Linked DNA regions of Mus musculus: region 2 is linked to region 1. A link is a loop called in an ENCODE intact Hi-C map of the cell type or tissue named here. Cell type or tissue: heart. All regions are shown on one strand. Links, peaks and the distances in the headings refer to the core of each region. The heading gives the core; the rest is flanking DNA. Region 1 overlaps Tbc1d31 (TBC1 domain family, member 31). Region 2 overlaps Gm35682 (a long non-coding RNA gene).

The links. Hi-C counts contacts between places; a loop is a spot of excess contacts. Peaks named below come from ENCODE experiments on the same cell type or tissue, not always from the same donor. Only the 100,000 strongest peaks of a DNase experiment are listed, where the experiment ranks them.
Region 2: a loop joins it to region 1, with 2.6 times the contacts of the local background. A loop is called at or near these places in 4 of 42 quality-filtered maps.

The regions. Positions count from the first base shown.
Region 1 is chr15:57,958,377-57,973,770 of GRCm38, reverse strand. Tbc1d31 (TBC1 domain family, member 31) reads right to left here. Exons shown (of 21, transcript NM_001081396.2): 17 at 15,342-15,394; 18 at 12,788-12,928; 19 at 9,847-9,967; 20 at 5,767-5,862; 21 at 3,703-4,047. The coding sequence ends at 3,914. It overlaps LOC115488500 (a long non-coding RNA gene), which reads left to right. Exons shown (of 3, transcript XR_003951568.1): 3 at 1-1,516. Among named protein-coding and RNA genes, the nearest start is that of n-TMcat16, 10 kb to the left of the region's middle. In heart, for the core only: a CTCF peak has its summit at 8,194; a DNase peak (open chromatin) is centred at 6,800; H3K27ac peaks cover 875 bases.
Region 2 is chr15:57,592,852-57,608,245 of GRCm38, reverse strand. Gm35682 (a long non-coding RNA gene) reads left to right here. Exons shown (of 4, transcript XR_384108.2): 2 at 6,214-6,261; 3 at 7,970-8,156. Among named protein-coding and RNA genes, the nearest start is that of Gm35771, 22 kb to the right of the region's middle. In heart, for the core only: a CTCF peak has its summit at 7,511 (motif pointing left); no DNase peak of the experiment used is centred there; H3K27me3 peaks cover 592 bases.

The DNA of each region.
Region 1 (15,394 bases), core at 5,008-13,007:
AAAAAACTCGGCATGTACAGCAAAAACCCTGGGGTTTATAACATACAACGATCTCGAATCAGAGCGGAGATGTTCTCATCAGTGGATATTGGTGTTTCGTGGGGTGACATAATCGGGTGACCACATCAGGGGACCATGGGAAACACTTATGCACAGAGAAGCCGAGGCTGGTGGGTGATAAAGTATCCCTGCTAGCTGAGATCTGGAACCTGCCCAGTGCGCATGTGTGTTCAGAACAGAGGCTGTGGTGGTGCTGGGTGATGCACCCTTGGGAAGCGCCAGAATCACTGTGTTTGTGTTTGAACTAAGTTTTGCTTGTGGTGTGTTCAGAAACCTCTTTATGTTGCCAAAGTTTCATGACTCCCCCATGCAGTGGCAGGACTCCACATTGGGTCACGACCTATGTTTAAGGAGCTGGGATCTATTTCATGCTGGACACATGCAGAGATCTCAGTTTCACCGAACAGAGGCCAATATTGGGTGTACTTGTCAATTAACCAAAAAGCTCTAGAGCCTCTTCCAGCTTGCGCATGCTGATGTTGTGTCCCTCTGATCCCTGCTCTGCAGCGGGGGCCGAGGTCCCCTTTTCTTCTGTGACGCTGTCAGCTAGCTACACATCTCTGCTTACTTTTGTTTCTGTTTCAAGGCCCCACAGCAAAGTGTGTGTGTGTGTGTGTGTGTGTGTGCGCGCGCGCGCGCGCATGCGTGTGATATTCAGGGGGTTCTGGAGGAGAGTGCAGCTGCATCCTGACTGATGCTACGTCACTGCAGGCTCAACACAAGCTGGGCAGGTTCCAGACCTCAGCTAGCAGGTGTACTTTGAGTCTAGCCCACCAGCCTTGGCTTGTCTGTGCATATGGGTACTTTTCCCATGGTCTGATGACATGGTCATCCCACCCTGAGTCTTTGTGTATGCTTAGTTGTCAGCTTGGAACCGTGTGGGTCCCCGATCCTGTGACACGGTTTTCTGCTGCCTGGGGATGTAGACTAGCTTTGGCAAAGGTAACCCCTGTGAGTCTGTCCTTCTGGGGTACTCTCCTTGGGCTTTCTCCAGTGTTCCCTTCTCATCTCTTACTTGGTTCCCTATGAGTTTATTATGTCTTTTGTTATGCTTGTTCCGCACAAATGGGTGATTTGGACCCAGACTGGTACAATTACATTAAGCATCAAATTCAGACTCTCTGGTAAGTGCACCTGTATTCATAAATCATGCCACATATAGTTCCTTGCCTTGTCACCTTCTGCGGCGGTCGCTTTGGAAAGGCCCTTACCAACATACACAAATCGTGGTCGGCACCGGAGGAAAGTCCTACGAGTGAAAGAAAAGGTCGTGGTCAGCACCATCTGGCTCACAGCACGGGGGCTGCGGAGATGGCTCAGCTGGTGAAGTGCGGACAAGAGGAGCCGAATTCAACCCCCAGAACCTGCACTAAAAAAAAAAAATTAATCCAGACATGTCTCAAAAAAGTCAGGTGTCCCTGGGTGGTGGTGGCACACGCCTTTAATCCCAGCACTTGGGAGGCAGAGGCAGGCAGATTTCTGAGTTCGAGGCCAGCCTGGTCTACAGAGTGAGTTCCAGGACAGCCAGGGCTATACCGAGAAACCCTGTCTCCAAAAACCAAAAAAAAAAAAAAAAAAAAAAAAAAAAAAAGTCAGGTGGCTAGCACCTAGTAAATGACAACCAGTGTTGGCCTCTGGCCTCCACATGCACACACAAGCACACACCCCCACCCCCACCCCTGCTAAGAAGCAGGAAGAGATAATTGGAAATGCCTTTTATATATTTAATTAAACATGAGAACCTTTGAGATGGCAACTCAGAGCATGTGGTTGCTTCACTCAGAAAACAAGAGAATGCAATAGAAAATGTAGAGAGACTCTCTTGTGCAACGTATGGAAGCATCACCTGTCTATAAAACGCTGTTGGCCTATTAGCTTAGACAAGAAATAGGGAGGTGGGAGTTGTGGTACAGACTTCTGGGCTAGAGTGAGGTGAGGCAAGGATTTTTGCTCAAACTCTGAGGAATACGGTAGCATGAGAGTGAAGGAGAGGTAACCAGGCATGTGGTATGACTTAGACTAGTTGAAATGGGTTAATTGAGTTTTAAGCTAGTGGAAGCAAGCCAAAGCTACTGGCCAAAGGCAATTATTCATAAATAATTCAGTCTCAGAGTTGTTATTTCTGGAACTTGTGCGAGGGTGGAAAAGTTCAAGGTTACAGAAAACCATCTTCATTTGGGCAAGTGTACTCTTAAATGCCTTTTGCTACAGGGATGGAATGAGATATTAAATTAAAGAAATGAGATATTACAATTCTATGTCCAAGGCCATACATGTTCACACTCACGAGTGAGTGTGTACACACACACAGACACACACACTTACAAAGGTAATTAGAGTAGGTCTAAATTCTAGCCAGAAAGGACCTAAAAGGGATGGAGTGATGACCCAGTACTTATGAGCACTCTCTTGCAGAGGATCTGGGTTTGGTCCACAGCACTCACATGACGGCTCACAACCACTTGTTAATTCTTGTTCCATGGGATTTGACACACTTTTCTGACCTCTCTGGGCTCCTGCATGCATGTAGTGTATACAAACTCACAGAGGCACACACATACACACAGATAAATCCTTTTCTTTTAAAGGACTTAAGAGATGATGTTTGCAATACACAGCTGATTATGGCAGGTGGAACCACAGCGTTTTAGAACTTGAGTGATTTTTTTTTTTTTTAATTTATTATATGTAAGTACACTGTTGCTGTTTTCAGACACACCAGAAGAGAGCACCAGATCTCATGATCTCATTTCGGCTGGTTGTGAGCCACCATGTGGTTGCTGGGAATTGAACTCAGTATCTTCAGAAGAGCAGTCAGTGCTCTTAACCACTGAGCCATCTCTCCAGCCCCCAGAACTTGAGTGCTTTTAGGCCTTCAGGCTCCTTTTCTAAAGTACTCACCACCTTCTACATTCTATGTCCTCTATTTCTGGGGCAAAACACCATCAACGGCCTCTATTGTAATGGCTGGAAAGGTCCAGGCTGAGGAAGTACTTCTGAGAAACCAATGTTTGCACAAAGACAGGTGGTGTCTTATTATTATGATTCTTTGTGGATAATGGAGAGCATTTTCCAGATGAATTTGGTTTACAGCAAGATTCTTCTGAGTGACCCCAGAAAACAGAATTACTGCAAAGTACCACACATCTATTATATACCAAGCACTGGGCTAGGAACTTCAGATACACGTTGAATCTTTGCAAGTCCCTCAGAGATGAAAGGGAGGCCCAGGCAGCAGCTGGATGGGTAGAGGCAGTCACTCTTGGCTACTGTCAGTAGAGGGCAGGAGACACTGGAGAAGCTGAGCTGGAGCCAGGGCTGGGGTGGGTGGGGTCACAGCAAGAGGCCCAACAGTCCTGAAGCACAGAACACAAATGGGCCCTTCAGGCAATCCCGGTACTGCAGTTTGACATCACATGGGTATTTGCTTATGATGGGCAGCTGGACAGCTTGGTTCTCTCCTTCTGGCCTGTGGGCTAGCCTGGGAACTCGGGTCATCAGGCTTGGTTGGGCCTGTCCCTGTACTCACTCTGCAGTCTCCTAGACTTGAGTCTTCTTGTTTATTTCTTCATTTATCTTTAAAATAAACCTCATCTCATCAGAAGTCTGTGCTGGTCTTTGTAAGCAAAGAAGACAGTTCAGCTTTGATAGTTTCCAAAAATCTTTATTGTGAAAGATTCCAGAAGCCCTTTACAAGCCAAAGCATTATAATTCAATAGAAAACATAATTTTATAGACATATTTCTCTATACAAAAGGCTGATCTTTATAAAAAATTAGAATAAATAGTTGAAAAAAAATCAATGCCATTGATTAAAAAAGGTATCTCTGATTGTTTAATGGTAAACTGTCTTTTATGTCACCAAAAGATGAGGGTGCCGACAGCTGTTCCGAGCCCGGGCTGTGAGTCTCCTGCGAAGATCTCGCACGTTCTTGAGAAGGTCGTGTTCCATGTGGTTCCATTCTGTTGGATAATTTCTTGAAAAAACTGGAAAATAAAATTTATAATTAGCAGCTGAGTTTTCTGATGCACTAATATAGTACTTATCTTCAGTGCAATTGTTAGAATAATCAATAACAAAACCAACAAATTAAAAAAAATTTCTTGAACAAAACGCCAACCATATCACCTGGCCCTCTGTGGTTTCATCCCCAGCCAATGGGACTTTTGAGCTCTTCAGGGCCGCACACATCCTGCCACGCTACTCAACGGAAAGGAGGACAGACAGACTCCAGGTCAGGAGTGCCCCCAAATACAGGACCATTGTAGCGTGGGGGAGTCCAGGTCAGCACTAAAGTAGCAGGCTGCTGGAGTTTATACTGCTCCATGTTGTGGGATGGAGGGAGTGCCCCTACACATTTAAATGGCTTCAGCTTCTGAAAACAGGTTTCGTCCCCCAAAGCAGGCAGCCATTCCGCTTTCATTTGCTGCCAAATAACCCTGGTTCCTCCCTACCCCTCTGAAGTGCAGATTATCTGGGTGTGCACAGCTCCAGGTGTGTGTGTGTGTGTGTGTTTGTGTACCGGGTGTGGGGTCCCCGGTGCAGGCTGGAGGCACAGGGCTGCTCCAGCTGCTTGAGTAAGACAGTGAACCTTGTCTATCAAAAGAAATATTTAAGTCTGGAGAAAGGACAAGGCTTAATTACCCTTCTGGCACAGAACTTACAGATGTGCCCAACAGGACTCAGCAAAGCTACTTCACATGATAGTGGAGTTTCATGATTTGCCATTAGTCACAGTTCTCATAAAGCTTGCTTCTGGGGATCTTGTATAAAAGGCTGTTCTTCTAAGAGAGTTCAAAAGACCTCTCAAAGAGTCAAATTTCGCCTTATCTAGACAATAGCTTTATTGGAAAGCCAGTTAAAAGTCTAATAGTTTTCTTGTCTTCTCCTTATTAGATTTAAAAAATTATGTATATATGTATATGTGTATGTATATATATGTGTGTCTATGTATATATACGTACACATATATACATATGTATATATATATAAATACATATATACATACATACATACATATGTTTTTTTTTTTTTTGTGATAACCCTGGCCCCACACTGAGCCTATCACCAGCCCCTCCATCCTGAGCATCATCACCAGCCCCTCCATCCTGAGCATCATCACCAGCCCCTTCATCCTGAGCATCATCACCAGCCCCTTCATCCTGAGCATCACTAGGCTCTCAGGCTGGTCTGGCCTGGACCTGTCTTCTTAGCCTGCCCAGTGACTGGGATTACAGGCCTGCATCTACAGTCACCTACCAGCTCCTTTTCTGACTTACCGACTCTATTGGAATATGATTAGTTTTTCAAGGGCCAACTCACGATCTCAGCCCTGCCCTGGGCACAAGTCAAGTGACCCCTTGATCACGGGTCACCTAGCCAGTCTCTCACAGCCACCAGTCAACCTGCTGACCTTTCTCAGGTGGGTAAGGGTGGGGCATGCTGGAACCACATTACTAGTCTAGTCAGTGTCTAAGCCTGTTATCTGGGGGCTAAAGAAATGGAGTCACATGACCCGTGCGTGAGGCTGCTCCTCATCCTGTCTTCCCCAGCAGAGCTGGGAGGCTCCCACTGCCCCATTTTAGATTCCCTACTGACAGTGCCCTAGGAAAGCACATGTGCTCTACCTCCTCTGCTGATCTCCACTCTGCTTAAACGGTATGAAATGTCAAACAACATAGAGGCGTCCTTATTTATCAACTTACTGTGTGTTGAGGGGTCCATGTCAGAAACATCATGTAATCGTGAGGTTTGAGGCAGATAGGCTGAGTCCATGTACTGCCTTTGCAACCAAGGCATTTCTGCTCATAAAGAGGAGAGAGAAAGGATGTGTGAGAGTGAGTGGAAATCCTCTATTACCGACAGACAGTGCTCGGTAACTCACACTTGCACGGATGGTTACCATCACGTTCTTGTTCTGGGAAGAACACTGTGGCCATTCCAGCACAAGAAGAAACACGGTGTCAGGGATCCAGAGCTGCACAGAAACTCTGCTAATGGCTTTTTCAGAACATCTTCAGCTAAAACAAAAGGCCATCAAATAGCTAAGACATAGACACCAGGGGCCAGACAGAAGCATCGCTTAGTGGGAGAGCATTTGCCCAGCACACACAAGGCTCCAGACTCCCGCAAGAGAAGAGGTCAGGGGTGATCCTGAACACCAAAGGCGCCCTTCTGCTCATTACCTGCACCCTCACCATGAAAACCACACAGGGCTGAGCAGAAGCTTAGCAGGGCAAGGCACCTGCTGCCAAACTCGACTTCTAGAGTGAATCTGCAGGACAGTGTAGTGGATGGAGAGAACCCTGCTATAGCCATGCACTCAGTACAAAGTGAAACACATGGACATAAGCATCAACAAAACCGTGCTCACCTTCAGCTGTTTCCCCCAGCCCTGACTCCCACTGCTCCACGCACGCTAACAAGGCCTTTTGGAATCTGCCTCACCTGCATCATCACCATCTCTATCATCAAAAAGCTTGACATAGGGAGGGAATGGAGCCATGTGACAAGCTTGCCAGCCTCCAAATGTCCCAGTGTAGGGGACGACACCACTGCCATGCAGCAGATGAACCACAAGCCAGGCCCTGGCTCCTCTTACCCACCCTTCCGGAGCTGAGATCTGTCTGCCCTGGCCTCCACTATCCTGTCTAATCTGTCACCTCCAGAGGCTGTTCAGTGATGTTTTCCTGCTCAGCCAAGTACTGGCCTTCTGCCTACAGCAGTATCTCAAGCATTGGCTGAGCAGGCTCGTCTGTGAAGCTAGGCTGGCCTCTGCTTTAGCCCTGCTCCGCTCAGTCCGTTATTGCACCTGCTGCATCAGAGCGTCACCACCAATGCAGTTCTGCATGTGTGGACTTAAAGCAACCTGAAGTTTATTGAAAGATGCTCCCTCCCCATCACACATGCGAGCACAGAGGACGTGCCTGCGCTTTCTGTGCTGCAGCCTGATGTTTCCTTCCCTCAGCTCTTTAAGGCTTCAGAGGCGACTGCTCACTTTTTAATGTGTGGCTATGTGGATGTGCAGGCACGAATGTCCATGTGCATATGGGGGACAGACACTGATGTCAGGAGTCTGCTGCCCACTTTCTATATTGAGGCTCTTACTACAACCCAGACATTGCCCAATTCAGCTAGTCCAACTGGCCAGATTGCTCCAGGGCTCCTGTGTCTCTGTCTCTGGAGAGCTGGGATTACAAGCAATCTTCCATGCCCTCCTGACACTTACCTGGATAGGGGAATTCCAGTTTTCATGGTGGCTCAGAGATTACTTGAGCCATCTCCCCAACTCTGACCATTTATTTTTAAAAACTAATACTTATTTAATGAGTTCATATCACATAAACCACAAAATGCAAAAGGAACCAACAGTGCACACCAGCTCCCTTGCTTCCCCGACTCCTGAGCACTGGCCTGGAGCTCGGTGCAGGAGGAGAACCTGTCCTAGTGCCTCCCTAGGCTGTGTCATGCAGCTGGTCGAATAGCCTGGTAACAGTCTGGGCCCCACTCCTTGGCCTAGCACAAGAGACCCTATTGTCTGTGGCTGTCTTCATCCCCCATAAACCCGAGCCAGGCCCCAGTGCACAGTCCCGTGGCTGGGACTCCTGATGCTGGCCACATGTTCTCCTGGCCCAAGGCATTTACAGCCACCCACGGACATGCACTCTCTGCTGCAGCTCCCTTAACACCACAGAGCACGCAGCTTTATACCACTGCTGGGTTACGCTCGTCCAATTCTGTGAGGAACAACGGGTGATAAATCCACAAAAAGTCTAGAGAAAACATTCTCAATATGTATGTATACATGTTTCTCCAACAGGCCTAGAAACGACAGGGGCTAGAAAACACTGTGATAAATGGAACAACACTCAAGGTCCCAGCCCAGAATCGTCTCACTTTATAAAGACGGAACTGGACTTAGAGAAACCAAAGGCACACATCTCAGCGGCTGTGCTCACCCCAGGAACTTGGGCCAGGGTCCTGCCCTGCCCTTGGTCCCTTACATTCCATCATGGTCATCTGTCCCAAGTGTCATCTCTTTCTGCTAAGCCCTCCCTGCTCTTTCTTCAACACGTAGCATTTTGAAACCTGGCCCAATGGCTCCATCTGATGACCGTGTTTCCCAATGTTACTGTGTTATTTACTCTTACTCTGTGGTGGGAAGAGTGTGCACACAGGCTGAGCCAGCGAGGGGCAGCGTGGTTTTCAGGAGCTGCTTCTCCTTCCACTGTGACTTCTGAGGATTAAACTCAGGTCATCAGGCACGTATGGACGATACTTTCACCGGCAGCACCATCTTGTTGGCTCCCACTGTCTTTAATCTCTGAGGAACTGTTCTATTAATATATACTTTATGTATCATATCCTTCCTTCTATTTGAGACAAATTCTCAGGTTGTGCAGGCTGGCCTTGAACTTCTGATGCTCTTGCCTCTATCTCCCAAGTGCTGGGATTATAGGATGTGCCTCCACATTTGGCCAGTTCATCTTTTGAAAGTGAGAAATTTAATGTTATCGATACATCAAAAGTGATTACAGTCATCCTCACTCATTTGGGGACATTTAGTAGTCGTTTCCCCAGCACTTTCTGGCGATCACCCATCTACTCTTCTTCGTACACATGCACCAGCCCTGGTGATTTCACGTGGATGGGCTTCAGTGCGCATGCAGGCCTTCGTGTTTGGCTTTCACAACTAGACAGAAGGTTTTCAAGGTCAACTACGCTGAAGCCCAGGACGTCCTATTTCTAGCGGAAGAAGATTTCCCTGTGTGGCCGCAGCCCTTCTCTCTCCCCTCACCTCTCACTATGCAGCTCCGACAGGCCTGAACCTCACGGCAGCCTCAGCCTCCTGAGTGCTTGCATCACAGGTACAGACTACCACACCAACGAACACATACTCTGGCTGTACACTGTAAGCAGGCGAACTGTACCCTGAGGGAAGTTATGTACCAGGGAAGCCGTTGTTAAAGGTAATAATCATATACTATAAAGAGACTGGCAGTACAATATGCAGTCAAGAAAACTTCCCCATACCTGTATGCTGCGTTAGAATGGTGAATTATAATTTTCATCTAAAATTACACTTGTTTGTCTGTCGTATGAATTTTGTGCATGTGTACGCACATGTGTGCCACACTGCACATATGGAAGTGGGAAGATGACTGGGGGAGGGCGTTCCTCTTCCATCATACAGGTCCTGGGATTTCCACACAGGCTGCCAGGCATGGCACCAGGGGCCATTACCCACTGACTCATCTCAACCGGCCCAACAGAATTTTGACTTTACAGTTGAATGGTTGTAAGCCTTCTCCTAAAACTTAAGTTAGGTTCTGCAAGGTCCTGTGCTGCTGAGCACACTGTTTTTGGCAAAGCATAGATCCTTACTAAAATCCGAATAGTTCTTAGGGAACAAAGCAGATTCTAGATTAAGAGAGCACCAAAGACCACAGTCGTCTGGAATAAGACAGTCCCGTGGGCGTTAGAGGTTCCTTTGTTTATTACCTGTGAGGTCTATGCTGGGACTGAGCTTGGGTTTCTCATATGGGAGGCAAGCACTCTATTGCTAAACGCTGTCCGCAGCTCAGGGGTGTTTTCTTAACAAGAACTCCATATTCATGAATTCTACTTCTACAGCCTACCATCTGTCCCCTGTACCTCTCACTGCCCCCACCCCTACTCCCACCCCCAAGCGTAATTTGAATGAAAGCAACAGAAGAGAGTGGTAGTTTATCATGTTAAGAGCATGTTAAGGAATCTGTAACAGCGCAGACCCTGTAGACACTCACCTTCATGCTCCAAAGCTGCACTTGTCTCCTGCCTTAAAAACCACTTTCGAGAGGCATCTGAAAGGGCAGAGGCTTTCTTTGCTGATTGCAAATGGAATTCCTTCTCTTCGGCTTCCTTCCACTGCACACACGCGGGACAAAAAGACCATTAGACACTGCAAACAGACTACTCCGGCAGAGTAGCTCCCCCATTGCTTCTGCCTCTCTGCACAGGATGAAGCACACAGGCCCTGGTGCTGCTGTGGACTCGGCATGGCCACGTGAGAAGCCAGGGCAGAGGCAGGTCTTGTTAGCACGTGAAGTAGGAAGCTGAGTCTCAACTCTGCCCAGCAAGCAGCGACTGTGTCCCAGGTTCCAGGACTTAGCAGACTCAGCTGGCCTCCCAGTCATGGGAATGCCTTTCCATCTAATATGAATGCTGTGCCCAGGTTACAAAGACGAGGGAAGTCAGAGACCTCTTCCCTCAGCTCTGGGACACACATCAATCATAAAGGTTAGAGATTCCTACTGCCCAGCCTTCCCCCTATAAAATGAGAAAGTCCATCTTAAAATGAGTTCACAGGATGACTAAGTAGTGAATCTACAACATCCAGAAATGCTACACAGAAACATTTTGTGATTAAAATGCCAATTCATTAAATGCAAACCTTAAAGAATCTCAAACTCGGAGGCCAAAGGACAGCAGAGATCATGTCCCCTCCACTCATCAGAGCATTATCCGGCTTTCCCAAGACCATACAACAGTAGAGGCAGTATTAGAACTCAGAACGCTGGACACAATTTGTGCCGGAGACACTCGCGCAAGGACTCTCAGTCCACCCTCAAGTGGTTATTTTACCTCAAGTAAATTTCACCAAAGTTTACAGTCTGTTGACACATTGCCAGCAATCCTTGTCTTGAAGGGAGGGCTCCCCCCACAATGTTCCTATAGCTAACGATGTCAGTATTTTGGGTATCACCCCGTACCTCAACCTTCTTTCCTGTCCTTGAATAAAAGGGCTAAAGACAGGTTCCCTCAAGAGAAAGGTGAACCTGGGAAAGGGCCATGAGGTGATAGCTTCCAGGGGGGCACCGATGTTACCCACCTAAAGCCTGGACCTCCCAGGTCACTTTCCTAAGGCTCCAGAGTGGTTGGGTCAGCCAGAAGATACACAGCTGTGACTCCGGCATCACTGAGTGAGTGAGTGACACAGTGGTAAGGAATGAAGGTCACGCAGCAGGGCACAGAGTGGGAAGGCAAGTGTCAGTACAGCCATGACCCCAAGGGCAGTCTGTCACCTTTTCCTCCTTATAGCTCTGCTACTTTGGGTCTGCCTACTACTGGCTACAGTGTCTTCCCTTTAAATTCTCTTACTGTTTTTAAGTATTACAGTACTATTATAACATCAAGTTAGCAAGAACAAACCCAAAAGTCACTAAGTGGAAACAACAATATAACAATGTATATACCAATATAAGACATGGGATCATTTGTAAGCAGCGTCAGGATTAGACCATGTTCTTGAATAGTACCCGTTATATTTTGATCATTTGATGGGTTAGGGGCATAACTCGGTGGGAGGGTGCCTGCCCTGTGTCTGTAAAGCCCTGGGTTCAGTCCCCAGCCAGCATGGGAAGAGGTTAGCTTAACAACTGGCCAGAAGTCTGTAAGCTTCCCTTACTTTCTGAGCCTCCTCCTCCATCATTGCATTTAACACTTCGACCTCTTTGCGTCTGTTCTCACGGAGGAGAGTGGCGACGTCATAGTAGCCCTGGCTGCGCTGTTGATCGGCACACTTCTGCTTATGTAAAGTCTGAATCTGCCAGTCGGCATTCAGGCAGGCTTGCTCGGCCTTTGCCAAATTGTCCTCCATCACCTAAGAAAGAGTAAACTTCAGAAAGATGTGGGCATCCACCTGCTGTATTCAAGAATCTACTTAGCCTGGGTGGGTGTTTAAACAAACTGACTTCCCGGCCCCACCATAAACCAGTCAAACCCATCACTAGGGCAGCTGGTACTTTTTAAAAGCTTTTAGAGCTGACTGTGGTATGTGTGTGTGGCGAGGGGTAGGGGAGAGGGCCGCAAGTTCAAGGCCGGTTCAAGCTTAGGTGGTAACCAAACCCCCTCTTCACAACAGCAGCACTAAGCTCCTGCAGGGACTCTGCTTCATTGAGAACTTCCAGGTTAGAGAAAAGGTAAGAGTCAACGGCTTCTGGTTTTAACACCCTGAGAAAGCAGTTAGAAAGCAAAGCCTTTTCAGATGTACAGAACCTGGGAAGAGAAACAAAACACTATGGTATTTCGGAGGAGTCAGCTAAGGGACGGGTGCCCCCATCAGTTCTAATTTTTAGAATAGTGCCAGCCTGCGACACACCCACTTAACATTACGTTAAAGGGACAGCAGAGAAAGCTCTTCCTCAATGTCTCTTGTCCCATCTCAACCCTCTTCAGCTGGTACTTCTGAAAGGGCAGTTCACAAGAAATGCAGAAAATAACTGGAAATATTTCCTTAAGGCCTCAACAATACCCAGCACCCTCAACTCTGCCGTAACCCCTCATTTCACGCCAGGGTTTCCAATCCTGAGTTACTGGGTAAGATGCCTTGGAAATTCCTATACGCCTGGCAAAGCCGGGGATTCTGCAACTTTTATGTTGCCCGGGACAATTCCAGAGAACACAGGAGTGAACAATAAGTGGACCTTACTTAGTTCTTCCATGCGTTCCTCTATGTCTCACTGTCCTCTCACAGGGCATGTATGACGCACATCACCGACGCACTCAGTACCATGAACACAAAGCCCTGCCTGGGACATCAAAGGACCCAGACTAACAAACAAATAAATGAAATCACTGCAACTTCAAAAACTTTCAAATGTGTGCTCTCAGAAGTCCAGCTCGAAGCTCACGGCATGGCACATGTAAGCTCACGCACAACACGTGAGCTGGGCTCAGCAGACTCACCCTCTGCGCCCTTCTGCCCCCCATCTGGCTGTTCTCTAGCAGCTTCTGGAACATGTGTTCTTCCAGAGCCGCTTTCCGCCTATGGGCATCTGTATCTTCTCGGATTTCTTTGGCAACAGCCTCTTGACTTGTAGTAAGATCCTGTTGAACACAAAGGGACTTTGCTTTGTTCAGGCCCCCAGGTCAATGTAACTTTCTCATTGTCAAAATAAAAAAAGAAAAAGGGGTGGATTTGCTGACAACTTCAGGGTCCCTGAAAAGTTACCATAGAAACACAGAGAATGGCAAAGATGCTCAGAATCAACTCCTGAATTCTGGAAGGTAACAGAAGGTGTGTGGCATGCTGTGGAATATGTCTCAAGGAGAAGCCGTCCATTCCTACCCTGCCCACAAGCTCACCATCAGCCTTTGAAAGCCAGCAGCCTCGGCAGGATACCTGTGTAAGGTGGGAGTCGAGGTCTGAGTGTGTTAGGAGGGAGTCGAGGTCTGAGTGCGCGGACCTAAGAGGTTCCACGCTCTCTGTTGTCAGGGAGACTTCGCACAATCAGAAAGTGGGGCTGCCTTGCTGAACGCTCAGCAGAGATCCAAAGCTCTCAGATCGCACGGCATTTCATTACTTGGCCATTGAAATGAATAAAGCACCGAGTCATGCTATAGCACATTATGCTAAGTGAAAGAAGCCAACTTCAGAAGCCGCTGTATAGGTGGTACATGTATAGGGGATATCCACGATCGGCAAACCCATAGACAAGGGCACCAGAGCAGTAGTTGCCAGGGGTAGGAAATGGTATGGTTGCTGGGGCACAGGGAAAGCAAACAACCGTCATGATGATAAATCTATGGTAAAGAGGCAGAATACAAACTGTGTGCCAGCCAACTCTCCGACCGGTGCTGAGGACACCCACAGCTGTGCTTTAGTTCAGTGTTGGGGCTGAACCCAGGGCCTGGGTCTTCTACCAAGTGCTCCATCCACCAGTACACAGAGCCCCAGCAGTTATTTCTTTTTAAGATCTATTTAAATTGTGTGTGTGTGTGTGTGTGTGTGCGTGCATGCGTGATGCATGTGTGTGTGTGCGTGCATGCGTGATGCATGTGTGTGCGTGCGTGTGTGAAGTGCAGGTGTCCTCAGATGTCCTGGAACTGGAGTTACAGATAGTTGTGAGCCACCTGATAGCTGGCATGGCTGCTGAGAGCCTCACTCTGGTCCTCTGCAGGGTAGCCATGCTCTCAACCACTACGCTACTTAGTGTTAAAACTAAACGATGAAAATCCAGCCCCCAGGAGTTCTTTCTTTAAGACATTTTTATTTTATGTGCATGAGCATTCTGCTTGCAGGTATGTGTGTGAACCTTGTGTATACAATGCCCATGGAGGCCAGAAGAGAGGGTTGGAGCCCTGGAGCTGGGGTTACAGATGGCAGTGAGACCATGTGGGTGCTCTTAACCACTGTGCCATTGATCAGGCCCCTGGACTTACTTCTTGATTTGGAGATTTTTTTTTTAATTATTATTTTTCTAGTGACCTATGAACAGCTTAATTAATAATTAGCTAAAAACATTTTCAATTACATGCAGAAAAGGTACATATATAAAGATGTTTATTGCTAAAAATTATAAATCATTTACATTTAAGACTTATTACTGTTAGTTATGTGTATAGGTGTTTTGCTTGCATGTATTCATGTACACCACATGTGTACACACAGAGCCTGCAGAGGCAGAAGAGGGCACTAGATTACCCGTCCTTCCACTCGGGAGGGAGCTGGAGGTGCGGATGGTTTGTAGGTGCTGTGTATGTGCTGGGAACTGAATCTGTGTCCTCGGGAAGACCAGTCAGGCCTCTTAACCACTCAGCTGTCTCTCCAGCCCAAACATTTATGTTTAAATAAGGTATGGTTCAATGGCAGCTACCACACAGGCTGACTATGAAGATCTACAGCCATCCAGAAAGAGAATTGCAAAATACTCTTTAGTAACAAAATGTTTTTCTCAAATAAAAACTTGCATTAACAGCTCCTTTCAATGATAAAATATATACCTTAACTCTACGTTTGCTGACTTAACTCTAGATAATTCTAGGTTAAAGCAGTTCCCATTTCTTGCTTTGTGCTCCTTCAAACCCAAAGGTTCAGGGAATCTTCCTATGTGAGCACTCAGCACTTCCTATGTGAGCACTCAGCACTCAGCACTTCCTATATGAGCACTCAGCACTCAGCACTTCAGGTTTGGGAGGGTTCTGGAGTCTGATACTGAGCAGGTGGAAAGGGGTGTTTTCAATCACTGTCACACAAACACAGGGGAGCTCAGCAAACAGCAAGAGTGAGATCTTGAGGCAAAACTTGGGCTCAATCTGGTACCGTGGAAATGTGGCCACACTGTTGGGGAACCAGGAGTCGAAGCATTACACATATGCATTCTGCCATTTGCTAAGTTACACGATATTCTGCATAAAGGATAAAGAGAATGAATACTAGAAACCACAAGGGGGTCCAGCCTTGTCCACAGGTCAGCTGAAGGGCAGCGCTTTCCTCCCTTCAGAGAGAGCTGCTTTCTACCTTCTCATAAAGTCGCTTTTGTGCTTCGAGTTCCAGCTGCCTTATTTCCAGGT
Region 2 (15,394 bases), core at 4,255-12,254, 360 kb after region 1:
CCCCTGTACTGGGGCATATAAAGTTTGCAAGTCCAATGGGCCTCTCTTTCCAGTGATGGCCGACTAGGCCATCTTTTGATACATATGCAGCTAGAGTCAAGAGCTCCGGGGTACTGGTTAGTTCATAATGTTGTTCCACCTATAGGGTTGCAGATCCCTTTAGCTCCTTGGGTACTTTCTCTAGCTCCTTCATTGGGGGCCCTGTGATCCATCCAATAGCTGACTGTGAGCATCCACTTCTGTGTTTGCTAGGCCCCGGCATAGTCTCACAAGAGACAGCTATATCTGGGTCCTTTCAGCAAAATCTTGCTAGTGTATGCAATGGTGTCAGCGTTTGGAAGCTGATTATGGGATGGATCCCTGGATATGGCAGTCTTTAGATGGTCCATCCTTTTGTCACAGCTCCAAACTTTATCTCTGTAACTCTTCCCATGGGTGTTTTGTTCCCAATTCTAAGAAGGGGCACAGTGTCCACACTTTGGTCTTCGTTCTTCTTGAATTTCATGCGTTTAGCAAATTGTATCTTATATCTTGGATGTCCTAAGTTTTTGGGCTAATATCCACTTATCAGTGAGTACATATTGTGTGAGTTCCTTTGTGATTGTGTTACCTCACTCAGGATGATGCCCTCCAGGTCCATGCATTTGCCTAGGAATTTCATAAATTCATTCCTTTTAATAGCTGAGTAGTACTCCATTGTGTAAATGTACTACATTTTCTGTATCCATTTCCCTGTTGAGGGGCATCTGGGTTATTTCCAGCTTCTGGCTATTATAAATAAGGCTACTATGAACATAGTGGAGCATGTGTCCTTCTTACCGGTTGGAACATCTTCTGGATATATGCCCAGGAGAGATATTGCTGGATCCTCTGGTAGTATTATGTCCAATTTTCTGAGTAACCGCCAAACTGATTTCCAGAGTGGTTGTACAAGCTTGCAATCCCACCAACAATGAAGGAGTGTTCCTCTTTCTCCACATCCTCGGCAGCATCTGCTGTCACCTGAATTTTTGATCTTAGCCATTCAGCTTCTCTCTCTCCCAGCCTGGCCACACCTATCTGACCCCTGCTGTGTATTGTGTTCGTGGGCTGCTGGGTCTTAGATTCCTTCACCTGGGCATCTGCTACATCCCTGGCTTCTTGGGCCTCCCCTTTGATACCTTCAGGATTTAGGAGCGGAGGGCAGAGATATGGATTGAAGGGGCAGGATTTTGCCATCTGGATTTAACAGTGGTCTCTCTCTCTCTCAAAGGGGAATTTTGGTTGACAATCCATGTAGCACCTCCCTCTTCCCTGACACTGGGGCACATTTGCTTGAGCAAGGGTATAAGTCTCTTCTGTTGCCGTTTCACCTGGTCTCCCTCAAGCCCCTGACATGAAGCTGCTTTGCATCTTAGGTCAGTTCTGGTTCATGAAAACTGTTAGGCATCCTTTATCCCCACAAACTTTAGAATCAAAGGTCCTTCAACACTCTACCCTTGGTCTCGGTACAAACACCCAGCCATTTCTGGCCCTTCAGATTTTTCACAGTGAGTTTGACACTGGACTCCCGAGTCTCTGTACTCTTGGGGATCACACAGGAGGCCTTGCTGAGACCCTAGTGTCTGGATTTGAATGGGGGAGAAAGAGTCTCTCCCTCACATGAGAACTGGAGTCAAGACTGGCTGCTCTCTCCCTAGATCCCTGTCTAGTTCCTCTATCCACCTTTCCAACTCTTTCAAGGCCATGTAGGTGGATATATTGGGACCCTAGACTATATTCTTTATTATTTCCTTTGCAGTCATGGCAGACTCACACCTGGTTCAGAGATAGGATGCGGACAGCTTCTTCTATGTTGGAATCTCAGTTGACTTTCAAACAGAGAACAACTTAAACGTTGGTTTTTAATGTCCTGCTTTGCAACAATGCAGACTCAAGGGCTGATAAATGCTCATCAGTGTGGCAAAGGCCTCTGGGATACAGTAGAGGAAACTAAACACCATGATCATTAGGGATCCTTCCAGTTTAGAGAGTGCCTGGCAGCTTTCAGGAGATAAGAGAAAAACCACAAGTTTCCTGACTGATGTGGGGAAGAGGCCTGGGAAATGGCAGAGTAGCAGCTCGTTGCTCTCATTATTGATGGTCACAATTCAAGAGCTGTGTAGAGGGATAACCAGGCATGGAGTCATTTGGAAGACCCTTTATGTCCCAAGAGCATAGCAGTGTCAGCTTTCTGCTGTTGAAGAGGCCCCAAAAGACATCTGGAAAGACACTCAGTGTTCCCCAGAGGAGGCAGCCTGGCTCTCTTGGATCATCTCCTCTTAGATACTTGGGATTTACTTGTTCTTCTTAGCTTGATAGAATGCCACCCCAGTTCTCGTGACTGGTGGGAAACTTGGTCAACACTTCTTTTTTGTTATCTTAGAACTGGATGTAAGCTTTGGGAAAGTGAAAACGTCTTTGTTCACTCAGTGAAGTTTCCCTTCTGTTCCTGATGCCTGCACACACACACACACACACACACACACACACACACACACACACAGAGTCTGAGTGTGTTTCATCTAAGAGGCTGAGGGAGTTGTTGGCTATCCAGGATCAGAGCTGGGAGTCTGTGGGCTTCTGGGTTGAATGGCAGGGCTCTCTCTTCTACTTGCTCCCTTGGTTTCACCCAGTCTCCAGGGCACTTGAACCCTGGAAAGCTGTATCCAGATGTTCCAGGTCTGTTGGCATTTATGATGTGTGATGTGTGTCCAAGGCCATGTTGTGCATTTCCAACTCAGGGCCTCCTGGAAGAGAAATAGGACTCTCTGAGGCATGGAAATACATCCTGGGAAAGTGGGCTGTACTTAGTACTCAATGATGCTGTTGAGCCAAACCCTGTTCTGGCAGCCCTTCCTGTATAGCTTTACTGAATGTTTGCCCTATAGTTCAACTGTCTTGGACTAAGGAGCTAGACATAGAAATGAACTTCTATAAAGCCTTGGCCATAGATCTGATTGGAACCCTACTTGCCTGCTAATGTGACACAGAAGAGAGACAGCTGTCACTGTACTCTTAGAGGCTATTCTAACCCTTTTAGCTTTTACAGATGGAAACCAAGGCTCAGAGAGGGAATGGATGCCAAAGCTCACGTACCTGGACCAGCATTGGGGTGATCTCCACCACACTATACAGAGATATATGCCAGCTGGAGAGATGCCTGATGTTACTGCAGCCTTGTGTCCATGTTCCCTTTTCTCCTTTGGGTGAATTAGATGCTTCTGCATGCCACCATTCTACAGAGTCACATATCCCTGGAGGGCCAGGGTCATGCATTTCTCATCCCTGGATCTCAAGAGGACTATTTATGGGTCTATAAGGATCCTATGACTGGCTGGGACCCTGGTATCAGAGATGGGAATCAGAAGTGCACTTCCTACTCCTACCTTTCTCTCTCCCTTATCATGGCCTCTGAATGTTGAGTTGTTTCTGCTGAGGATGCTTTATGGTTATTTTGTCATCCAAGAAGAGAGTCTCAATGAGGCATTTCTTAGATAGAGTTAATCTGTGGTTGTACTTGTGAGGCATTTAAAAAAAAGGGGGGGGGGTCAATACCAACCCTGAATGTTGGTGGCACCATTTCATAGGGTGAGCCCAGAACTGAATAGAGTATAAAAAGCTATTTGAGCAAGTTAGCATGCGTTGATTTATCCTCTGTGTGCTCTTTGATGTGATATGAAAAGCTACCTTGAGTCCCTGCCTTGATTTCCCTGTAACTTGGAATTGTAAGCCAAATAAACCAGCCCTCCCCCAGGTTGCTTTGTCATAGCAACAGGAACAAAACCAGAAGAGATGCTCTCTTGTTGATTCTGGGAGAGACTCCCTGTCAGGGGTGGCTGTTCTCCTAATGCAAGAGACAATTGGAGCAATCATTGGGAAGACTGCTATCTATAAGAATATCCAAAAGAAACAGGATTCATGTGGTTTGTTTCCATCTGACTTGGTCCTCATAGGTTCATGGTTTAAATGCTTGTTAGTTAGCTGGCAGCACTGTTTTTTTGGAGTGAAGAAACTTTGGAAGGTGGGACTTGGCTGAGGGAAGTGGGTTATTAAGAAAAAGACTTCATACATTACACCTGTCTGTTTTCTGCTGTTCTTGTCTGTCTGTCTGTCTGTCACTGTCATGTGATGCATGAGGAATCTCCACCGAGCTGCAAGCTTCTGCCATCAGGAACTAGGATGGGTTGAAACCCTGAGTCAAAATAAATCTTTCTCAACCTGTTTTTGTAAGAAGGTATTTTGGTCCCTGGGACACAAAAGTAAGGGACACAGGCAGATAAAGTTCCTAGTTACTACACTATAAAAAGGAAACAGAAACTTGCAAAGTCAATTTTGATAAATTTGGTTGAGTGTAACCAAGACATCCAAGATGTTATTATTTTTGTACATATTACCTGAAGAAACCTTGTGAATGAGATATTCTGCATGTTTACATGAAACGCCCAGACTATTCTGTGAATTTTACTGACATTTCAACTGGACAACATATTTTTATAAAAAATTAATTGGTATTTCAGGTTGATAAAACTTAGAGCTGAAAAACATACAAATTCATTCTCCCCCCATTTTGTTTCAGACAGACGTCAAGTTTTCCAATAGCTGTATTTTATGTTGTAAAATTTTACATCGAATTGAATTAAAATAAAGTTTCAGTTTCTCAGTAATACTAGACACTTTTGTGAGCAGCACACAGGCAAGTTTTGCTGGGGACATAAGTAGGACACACACAACTGAACCAGCAACCAAGCACAGTGCCTGGTGTGTGTGTGTGTGTGTGTGTGTGTGTGTGTGTGTGTGAGAGAGAGTGTGTGTGTGTGTATTCTTCTCTATGAGTGAGGACGGCACCCCTCATCTATTCTTACCATGTCCAAATACACAACATTCACTTACTACTTGCAAGGTTTTGGATGCTGAAGACAGGTGACATTCCTTAGAGAATGCTATCTTAAAACTGCCAATGGAAACAGCCTCTCCCCCTGCTGTTATGGGGGTACCATTGCCAGCTGGTGGAGTGGTGGGCACACCTGCTATGGGAAGTCTGTTTCCCTCTGGTCCCCCTTTGCCCTTCAGGAGGCTTTTGTGGAGGCAGTGTGGAGATGAGATAATGGCTGAAGGCCTGGGAAGGGCTGCAGGCCAGGGTTTTTCACTTTGGTGTGTGAATGGGTGAGTGCAGAGGAGAATTTTAGCGAAGGGACAATTATTTAATAATGTCTGTAGTTTCCAAAGTTGAACAAAAGTTATTTTACCCTAGACTTCATTCACCAACATATATTCCGTAAGAGTCTGCAATCATCACATTCAGAAATTTCTCCTACATGAAATGATATATGTAATTATATATGTACATACAACTTTCCACTTTCTCAAATAGATATACATGTATTTGTAAATTACATGCCAAATTCCTTCACTAGCCTCTTCTAAAAGTGTTTATAAAGGAAAAGCAGTAATATACACAGTTAAAAAAAAAACCCAACAACAAACCAAGCCACATCAAAATCACAAGTCCCCGTTCTTCCCTTGGGTATATTTTCCATGTGTTTAAAGCACTCGGCATCTACTAGCTGTTGAGTAAATTTTTCTTGTTGTGCATGGATGTTGAAGCTCAAGCAAAACCTAATAGCATCGGACACACAATTAAAGATGCAGCCATGTGAGGGGTGGGGCCATTGGACCATGGGGGTGGGCTGAGCAATATTTGTTTGAAACTAGATTGCTTTAACTATTATTTAATTTACTGTATGTAGTACTTAGAAAGTTTCTCTGTACTGTGTTACTCTGGAATCTTCTAGAAGTAAATTGGATGCAGTAGGGCAAGGAGGAATTGAATTTCATATAAGGATAGTGTAAGGGTAGAATATTGGTCGAGACAGATGTGTCCTACGAAAAGGAGGTGTGTGTGTATGCGCTCGCGCGCTCGCACATGCTTTGTTTTGTCCTGTGTGGTCAGACCGAATGAAATTCAACCAATAATCAGGCTAGTGGATTGAAATAAAGAAATGCAACCCTTATTTTCAAGGGGCTTTCTTTGGGGATGAGCATGTAGCCATGTGGTGAGACGACAGTACAGCCAGGCAGGGCACATTTCTTTTTCTCTTCTGGTCTGGATTGTGTATGTGGTCTTCTCCTGGGAGTATGATGAGGTTCTTCTAATAAATTCCACAAGGACACTGTTCTTTGATGTCTTTGCAGAGCCTGGAGAAGATCTTGCTTCTGGCCTTTTGAGTCCACTTAAGACAAGTAAGTATCTTTTTGGATGAGCTCGGTTTATGCTATGCAGCTTAGCACAGGCACAGCCCTAACTCAGGACAAATGAATTTTTGGATTTGAGTGGGTCAACTCTCTCTCTCTCTCTCTCTCTCTCTCTCTCTCTCTCTCTCTCTCACACACACACACACACACACACACAGTTTTCTCTGTCTCCAGCTCATTATCTCAGGATACTCTATGAGACAAAAGACATGGTTCTGTGTCTGAAACTGTCTCTGCTCTTCAGGCAGACTCATCTAGTCTAGAGGAGGAGGGAGCTATCTTCATTCCTAATTGAGGCTGTGGGGTCCAGGGAAGAGACCTGATTGACTGGTCTAGAGACATACTTCCTGAACAACCTTTCTCGCATCATGGACCAAGATTTGGCCAGAGCTGTGTAGCTGTCAATCAAGCTCTACTGAATGAAAATGAGGGGCATATTTCTAAAAGGGCAGAGGGAGAAAAAAAAGTAGGAAAAGGCAGACAGGCAGATGAAAATAGCCAATGAGTCCAGTGTGCACTGAAGGATCAGACATGTAGAGAGTAGAGGCCAGGGGACCACAGGGGGATTGCCACCTCTTCTGAGAAGCCTTTTCTAGGAGCTGGATTTGGCTTCTAACCTCCTTGACATGTTCTCTGTAGCTCATGACATGTGTATTCCCATTTGCCTCATCATGGAAGCTTTGAAGGTGAATGTCTTTCTGCTACACCCTGTTTCCTTCCTTCTGGTCATTGACACGGACTTACTGTCTGGATGAAGAAATGAAGAAGCAGGAGAGATAAAGACATAGAGAATGAAAGTCACAGGGAATAATACCCGTGGTTTGCTTGGAACCCCGAACGTGTAACGAAAAGCTCAGTGAACCCCAAAATGTTCGATGATGGCAGGACCTTGTTTTAGGCTGAACTTTTGTGATGGGAAGCAGAGAGCCATGGGAAGATTTTGATCAGGGCTGCTGGCCTCCGGAACGAACAAACAAACGAACAAACAAACGTGTTCCTCCAACCCTCGGCTACTTTATATCTATTTTCCATTCTGTTTTTTCCATGGTTCTTGGGCCGGCACTTCATATGCCTTGGGTTCCTTTGGCCTACGTTCCCCACGTCTGTATCTTTCACCAACTTTTACATCTTTACAAGCTGATTCCGGGCTCCTCAGTGCAGAGGGTGAGGGCGGATTGACCTTTGTGGTGCCAAGTGGGTATGGGGCTAGGTCCACCGGAGCAGCTCTTGGCTGCCCTCTTCTGGACTTTGATGGATACAGCATTGATACATCTTTGTGACATGAAGATTGTATACTTACATATTATTCAGGGGTTTTAATTATAAATCAAACAGATTTGTAGTTTAAATACTTGTCATCACTTTTTATTTAACCAGGTGATATTTTGTATATCCCACAGATATAGTTTTCATTAAAGAAATCTAAGCATTACATAAATGTAAAAAATGCTTGTTTTATTAACTTGTTTATCTCTTTCTTTCCTTCGTTTGAATTGAACTAGCTTTTATCTTAGTTGGAAGGCTGTTGGCAAAGTAGTGTGTTTGAACTTTCTCCTTAATGGACATCTTCTCCAATAAGGCCCAGCCTTGTGCCTTCATTGACGTACAGAAACTGTTAAGTGCATTTTTAGTATTTATGGAAGATTCTCTGTGATGCCGATTAGTGATTTTGATAACAGGTAATTGCTATTTCCAGGGAACTCTGGACTGTCACATGGATCAGAAACTTCCCTGAGACTTGCTGATGCCAATAAAGGATGGACACACATCTTCACTGAACAACTGACTGGAGTCTTGGCTTCACTAGAGATGACAGGATTACCTGCTTCTGAATAACTTGTTTTCTATAGGCCAGCATCTAACTTAACTGCCTTTGCATCTTGGTGAGCAGATACCTGCTTCCTTAGATCCCGCAGTCTTCTCATGGTACCAAGACTGCCTCTTGCTTTCCTGGGTCCATGTGTTAAAGACTTCCCATCTCACCCCACACATTCAAATCCAGACCATCTTTCTCGACCTTTCCAGACCTCCTTTGCAGAGGTTCATTCCCTGCATCATGTTCTATCTTTCTTCTCAACAATATTTCTGTGCTTTCACAAAAGTTACCGGCATCATTTTATAACTTTAACTTTTTTGGTAACATGGTATTTATAAATTTGGACTGCCATCTAACTTTATAGATGTTCATGCCCCATATGTTTCCTAGAATAATAAGATTTTAGTGCCAGGAACTATATCATATACTTGTTTTTTTTTTTTTTTCAGTTTCCAGAATGTTGACTGTCTATTGCTGTATTCAATATATGAGCAGCAAATGCTGTTGATTGATGGGCTGCTATGTCAATTGCTTCTCCTATCTCTAATTAGTATACTTGACTGATAAATTATTTACAAAAGACAGATTGGTACAGGCCATCATTAACACTTCCCTGAAATATTTTCATGCCTTTAGATGCTTCGCAGAATAGATCATCCAAATGGCTCTCTGTGTGTGTATGTGTGCACAATGCAGAGGGAGTCACAGTAAAATCAATCTTTTAATTTCTTGTGGATGCAGGATCATTTCAAACTTCATTCCATATTTTTTTAAACCAAAGTTTTACATGTAGTAACTTTCAGGATCAAACAATTTCGAAAGTCCAGTTGAAAACCACCATACTCCCAGCCCGCATGATTCCCTGTTTCCTAGAACGAGCAGACTCAACACTTTTCATTGGTTATTTTGACATGACCTTTGTGATACTGTTAAGTGTACGGATAACTTTAAGCAGTATATTTCAGCTCCAATTATGACAGCTATTGCACATTTGCTGATCATCCCCACATTGGCACAGTCATTATTCCACTTGTAATCTGCTCAGGCTAATGTTTACTGAATGCAATATCCCATCTACATGGACTCTATTCAGAGCCAAAGCACCATTACTTCTGTTGTTGTGAATGGCATCAGGATAACTTGGAGTTGGTAACCACTTTGATTTCTGTCATTAATTCATCCCAAACTGCTTAATAGTTTAACCCTCTCCTTAGCGCATTAGTTCACATCAGGCATGCTATTGTGTCATTGGGTCATCCATCCTGTGCCCATCTGAGCTGTTCTCCCCTGCACTATTTTTTCCCCTTCTTACCTGTAGTCTGACTTCACGACTATACTCAAACCCCCTTTCCCTGCATCCCTGGGACTCCCTTCTTCACTATCAGATTGATATTCTTATTTCAAAGCTTCCTCACATTCTTTTTCTAGGTTCACCTTATAATTTTAGAAAGGTGACCTTTTGGTTGTACCAATAAAACACCTGTGATTGCATATTGTGTTATTTTAAAAAAAGAGGCAGAGGTATTCACCCCAATTCTAGAGGTTCAGGAACACAGGTGCCAGTAGCTTCTTGGCCTCTTGGCTATGGCACTGCATAGTGGATGGCATTATAATGTCAACATGTATGAGGAGAAACCATACGGCTATATGACATTATAATGTCAACATGTATGAGGAGAAACCATACGGCTATATAGAAGGCTAGACTGGACTGAATAGTGTCTGCACTTTTGAAAAAGCTTTTATTATTATTATTATTTTAAAAACAACTCACCATTACCAGAACCTAGATGAATATTATTAATTACTTCTGAGAGCCATCTCCCGTCAGTGATCTCTGGTAGTTCCTACCAGATCTTATCCATTAAAAGTTCTACCACCTCACACATTGCTGCTCCAGGGACCAAAATGACCGTCAGCTTTTACGGGACAAAAGAGATTCAAGCCATAGCAAGACCCTCCACACATGAAATACTCTTCTTCCACCTCATGTTTAGGTAATGTTTTCTATATCCATAGACCCTTTCTACAGATACCCAGGGCTGTTTTCATCTGCAGCGGTTCACGTCTAGAATAGCTATGGGGAGATCCAGACTCACCTTGAATCTGAAGAGTTCTTTTTGAAATGTTCAGTATTGTATCTTTAACTTGATATTGTCTTCGAAATTAGAGGTGATTATCCCTAACATGCACTTGCTCTGTTGTTATGAACATTTTTCTTTTTTTTATTGGATATTTTCTTCATTTACATTTCAAATGCAATCCCAAAAGTCCCCTATACCCTCCCCTTGCCCTGCTCCCCTAACCACTCACTCCCACTTCTTGACCCAGTACTGGGTCATATAAAGTTTGCTAGACGAAGGGGCCTCTCTTCCCTATGATGGCCAGTTAGGCCATCTTCTGCTACATATGTAGCTAGAGACAGGAGTTCTGGGGGTACTGATTAGTACATACTGTTGTTCCACCTATAGGGTTGCAGACCCCTTCAGCTCGTAGGTACTTTCTCTAGCTCCTACATTGGGGGCCCTGTGTTCCATCCTATAGATGACTGTGAGCATCCACTTCTGTATTTGCCAGGCACTGGCAAAGCCTCACAGGAGACAGCTATATCAGGGTCCTTTCAGCAAAATCTTGCTGGTGTATGCAATAGTGTCTGCGTTTGGTGGCTGATTATGGGATGGACCCCCCGGGTGGGGCAGTCTCTGGATAGTCCATCCTTTTGTCTTAGCTCTAAACTTTGTCTCTGCAACTCCTTCTATGGATATTTTATTCCCTATTCTAGGAAGGAATGAGGTATCCACTAGTTGGTCTTCCTGCTTGATTTTCTTGTGTTTTGGAAGTTGCATCTTGGGTATTCTAGGTTTCTGGGCTAATATCCACTTATCAGTGAGTGCATATCAAGTGACTTCTTTTGTGATTGGGTTACTTCACTCAGGATGATATCCTCCAGATACATCCATTTGCCCAAGAATTAACATTTAATGTGTCCTTCTAGTTTAGAAACTCAAGCCCATCAGTATTGGGAAGAAACTTCTAGATTCTTCCTGACCTCTTTCTTTAACCTTATAAACTCTCTTTTCTTTAGCCTAGTGAATAAGCTTAATTATTTGGTCACATTGGACACTTAGGTTGATTCTAAGCTCATGATTTAAGGATTCAAATATGCTTTATTCTTGTAAAGGAATGAATGAGCTTACCTCTGCTTGGGTTGGGGGAGTGGTAGGATGTAAAACTTTGAAAAGTCTCCCTGTGTCTTGAGTACTCTTTCAACTGATGGCTGGTAAATTCTTTTTACATCACTTTGATGGTGAGAGGTACCCAGGACTCCGCAGAGCAAATTGGTCAGCTTCTTGAGTTGTTCCCACTGTTGGCTTGGAAGTCAGCTTTCTCAGGTCTGTTAAATGAGTTCTTACTGGCTTACATGTTTTCCAGATCTCTAGATTTTTACCCACCAAATTCTTCTGTATCTTCTCTGCCATTGATACAATGTCTGTAGACAGTGTTTACTATATTTTCATTGAGACTTTTGAAGGACCAGGGATAAACACATCTGTTCTATCCACCATTGTTACCTGAAACTCTGTAGCATTCACCTCTGGCAGTGAGTGATGTGGCAAGAATGGGGACATGCTGTGGCATTTACCTCTAAGGATATATGAACAGCATTCGCTGAAGTGGTGACAGATACTAGAGGTTGGCACAGCTACGTACAGTTTCTTAGATTAAGACGGAGATACCTGGGGGGAACGAGTAAGAGAGAGATATCGTATGGATGCGAAGTAAACCTGGCTTCTACTTTATATATTGAGAGAGGAAGGGAGAAAGAGAGAGAGAGAGAAAGAGAGAGAGAGAAAGAGAGAGAGAGGGAGGGAGGGAGGGAGGGAGGGGGAGGGGAGGCAGGGAGAGAGAGAGAGAGAGAGAGAGAGAGAGAGAGAGAGAGAGAGAGAGAGAGAGAGAAGAGTACATGCATTCAGGAGTAAACTGGCAATGTTTGAGGAGGTACTCTGTCAGCAGCCCAGCTAGCATATGTAAGAATGCAGCATGGGACCATTGGTCATTAATCCTCAGGCAGGGAGCAATGCCACAGTTCCTGGAAACTCAGCGACGCCAGGCTTTGACTTTGAACCAATACTCAACAGCTATTTTATTTCTCTGAGGGAAAGCTGGGTAGGGATTGTAGCTTAGGAGTTATTGTATCTCTGGGCTGGTGCTGATGGGCATTAGGATCTGTAATTTGCTGAAATGGTAAGGAAAGACTTTTATATGAAAGCCTCCTGTCAGCACCCAGTGCTGTGAAAGGAAATTGAACAGTGTATAGTAATCACAAGCAATCCTCCTTCAGAGCTTAGAATTTAAAACTGTTCTGAATTTCTACTGCGCCTCCCCTCTCACCTCCGTGACCATCAGAATAGCTACTAGCTCCTGAGCACATATCAGATTCCAAGCACCACTCTCAGGAATTGACATGCATCCTCTTATTCGGTTCATACATAAAAATGTATAAACTAGACATCATATGCACAGATACTCCAAGAATCCGTACATGAATAACAATAGCACAGCAGTGAGAAGATTAGGAAGATTTGTAAGGTCCTCAGAGTTTTTCAGATACACAGTTCATTCAAGTCTTGAGTTATATGTAACATGTCCTCCGTAAGCTCATGTGCTTGAACACTTGGCTCCCACTTGGAGGCGCTATTCTAGAAGATGATAGATGCTTTAGGAGGTGTGCTAAATGATGCTATTGAGGGAAGTCTATCATTATAGGGGGTACACATTTTTAAAATAAGCTTATCAAGGTTCTAAGTAGTTCTTTTTCTAGGTCTAGGATTAATTACATTTTTTGTGGGGAGAGGAATATGGTAGATTTTGGAACTGTAGCTAGGGAAACCTTAGAATGCTATAACCTATGCTCATAAGGTTTCATGATATGGAAGCAGTAACTTCTCAGAAAGGGGGCTTGAGGCCCCTTTTATGTTATATTATGGTAGGAAAATCTGGCTGTATTTTGCCAATGTCCTGAAAATTTGAACGAAGACGAATTCAAAAGTTATAGTTTAATTCTGTTGGGTGGTGAAAATTTCAAGACAGCCTCATATTCAGGAGGTGACATCTTTATTGCTCACTGCATTTGCTGAGATTTAAAATGAGGATTCGAAGCAGAATGATGTGAGATGTGTGCGTTTGGCAAGGGAAGGTGAGCGGACGTGGTTGGTATCTGACATTGCAGAATGGGTGCCAGCAAGCATCTGTAGGTGGGAAAGAGATTAGGACCATCACAGAAACTATGTGCTTTTGCATCGAAACAGTAGGAAATGTTTCTTGAAGGTAGACCCCCCTCCCCAGCCACTGACAACTTCAGCTTATAAAAATAAAAATTCCCTTAAAAAGAGAACCTGAATTGAGAATGCCAACTGTACCTACTGGTTTTGTGTCCCAAGGTGACACAAGCTAGGGTCACTAGAGAGGAAGGAGCCTCTGTTGAGAAAATGTCCCCATGAGGTCCAGCTGTAAGGTATTTATTCAATCAGTGATCAATGAGGGTGGACCCAGCCCATTGTAGGTCTCTGGGCTGATGGTCTTAAGTTCTATAAGAAAGCAGGCTGAGGAAGCCATGGGAAGCAAGCTAATAACCAGAACCCTTCCATGGCTTCTGCATCAGCTCCTGCCTCCAGGGTCCTGCTGAGATCCTTCCTGACTTCCTTCAGTGATGAACAGCAACGTGAACATCTATGGTTTGGTCATGGTGTTTTGTTGCAGCAATAGAAACCCCCAACTAAGCCACCAACATAGGAGTATCCTGCTAAAAAGGACACTAAGGTAAGAAAGTCCTTTCCAGATTCAGTCACGAAGGCACAAAGACACCATGTCCTCAGCCCTTGGAAAAATTAATGTCAAGTCTTTTCATCCCTTGCCCTAAAGGATCAACATCCATTCCAGCAGAACTGGGTCACTGCCTTGCCTGCTATGAATGTGCAGATTGAAATTTATGCAGAATCACTTTGTTTCTGCCATCCAGGCTTGAGGCAGAGTCTCCATAACTGGTAGGGCATACTGTGAATTTGTCATGCCTTTAACCATGGAGACACAAGGGAGTCTTCAAAAAATAAAATTATCTCCTAAACTGTCCAGCATCAAGCTCAGGAAATAAAACTCTCTTCCAAGAGGAAAACATTGAATTAAATGAGGAAATTTAATTCCATAATAATGATCTGAGGGGCATTCCAAAGCAATAAAGCAGAGAGCAAAAACTACGAGGTGAGAAAAAGGTGAGGGGTACAGGCATGAAGGAAACATGTGACCGCCAGTGTGGTTTTTGTTTGGCCTGTGGGGCAGGCCCGCTGACAGCTGATTCTGGTTGTGCTCTGATATCCCATGAAGGCCTGGCAGAGCCAGTTGTTACTTCTGCGGATCTGCCTCAAGTGCTGGTTGTATCTAGAGCAAGCCAGGTTGGATGGCTAGGAAAGCAAAGCTGGGGGGGGGGGGGGAGGGGTGCTTCCTACACTTGGAAGACTTCAACATCTCCAAAGCTGATTAGAATTCTTGCCTCTCTTGTTCTCCTTCTGTGCTTCTAGGCAAGGGCAACATTTTAGAGATTTAATAACCAGCAAAGGCAAGGCTCCAGGGAATTTGAGCAGGTGCCAGACTCATCAGAACCTCCTAACTAAGCAGGACACTGTGTGTCTAGAAGGAAGAATGTGGGTCCTGTCATTGACATGGGCTTAGTTCCATCTTAGATGGCTCTTGGAATCCACCATAGCTGCACACCTTTGAACATGTTAAGATTTTATGGAACCTCACTGTCCTCACACCCATACTGAATAATATTTTCTTAGAGTCATTTTGAAAATGCATTGCATCTCTTTATTGCTGGGTAACAAAGCAATCTAAAGCCCAATGGCTCAATGGGCCTAGGAGATGGCTCCGTGCAGAGTGCTTGATGTCCAAAGCAGAAGGACCTGAGTTTGGATTCCCAGTAAAAAGCTAGGTTAACCAGAGCCTCATGTAAAATCATTCCCCAGCACTTTCAGGTGGGAAGGAGAAACAGGTAGATGGGGCTCCCTGGTTTCCTAACCTAGCGAAATGGAGAACTCCATGGTCAGTGAGAGACCCCATGGCCAGTGAGAGACCCCATGGCCAGAGAGAATGCAGAGAACAGTAGAGGAAAATACTGGAAGCCTACTTCTGTCTTCCACTTATGCACATACAGGTGAACATGCACAGGTATGCATACATGCACAACACTCATGTACATACGTACATACACACATATACACGCACACGCGTGCACACACACACACACAC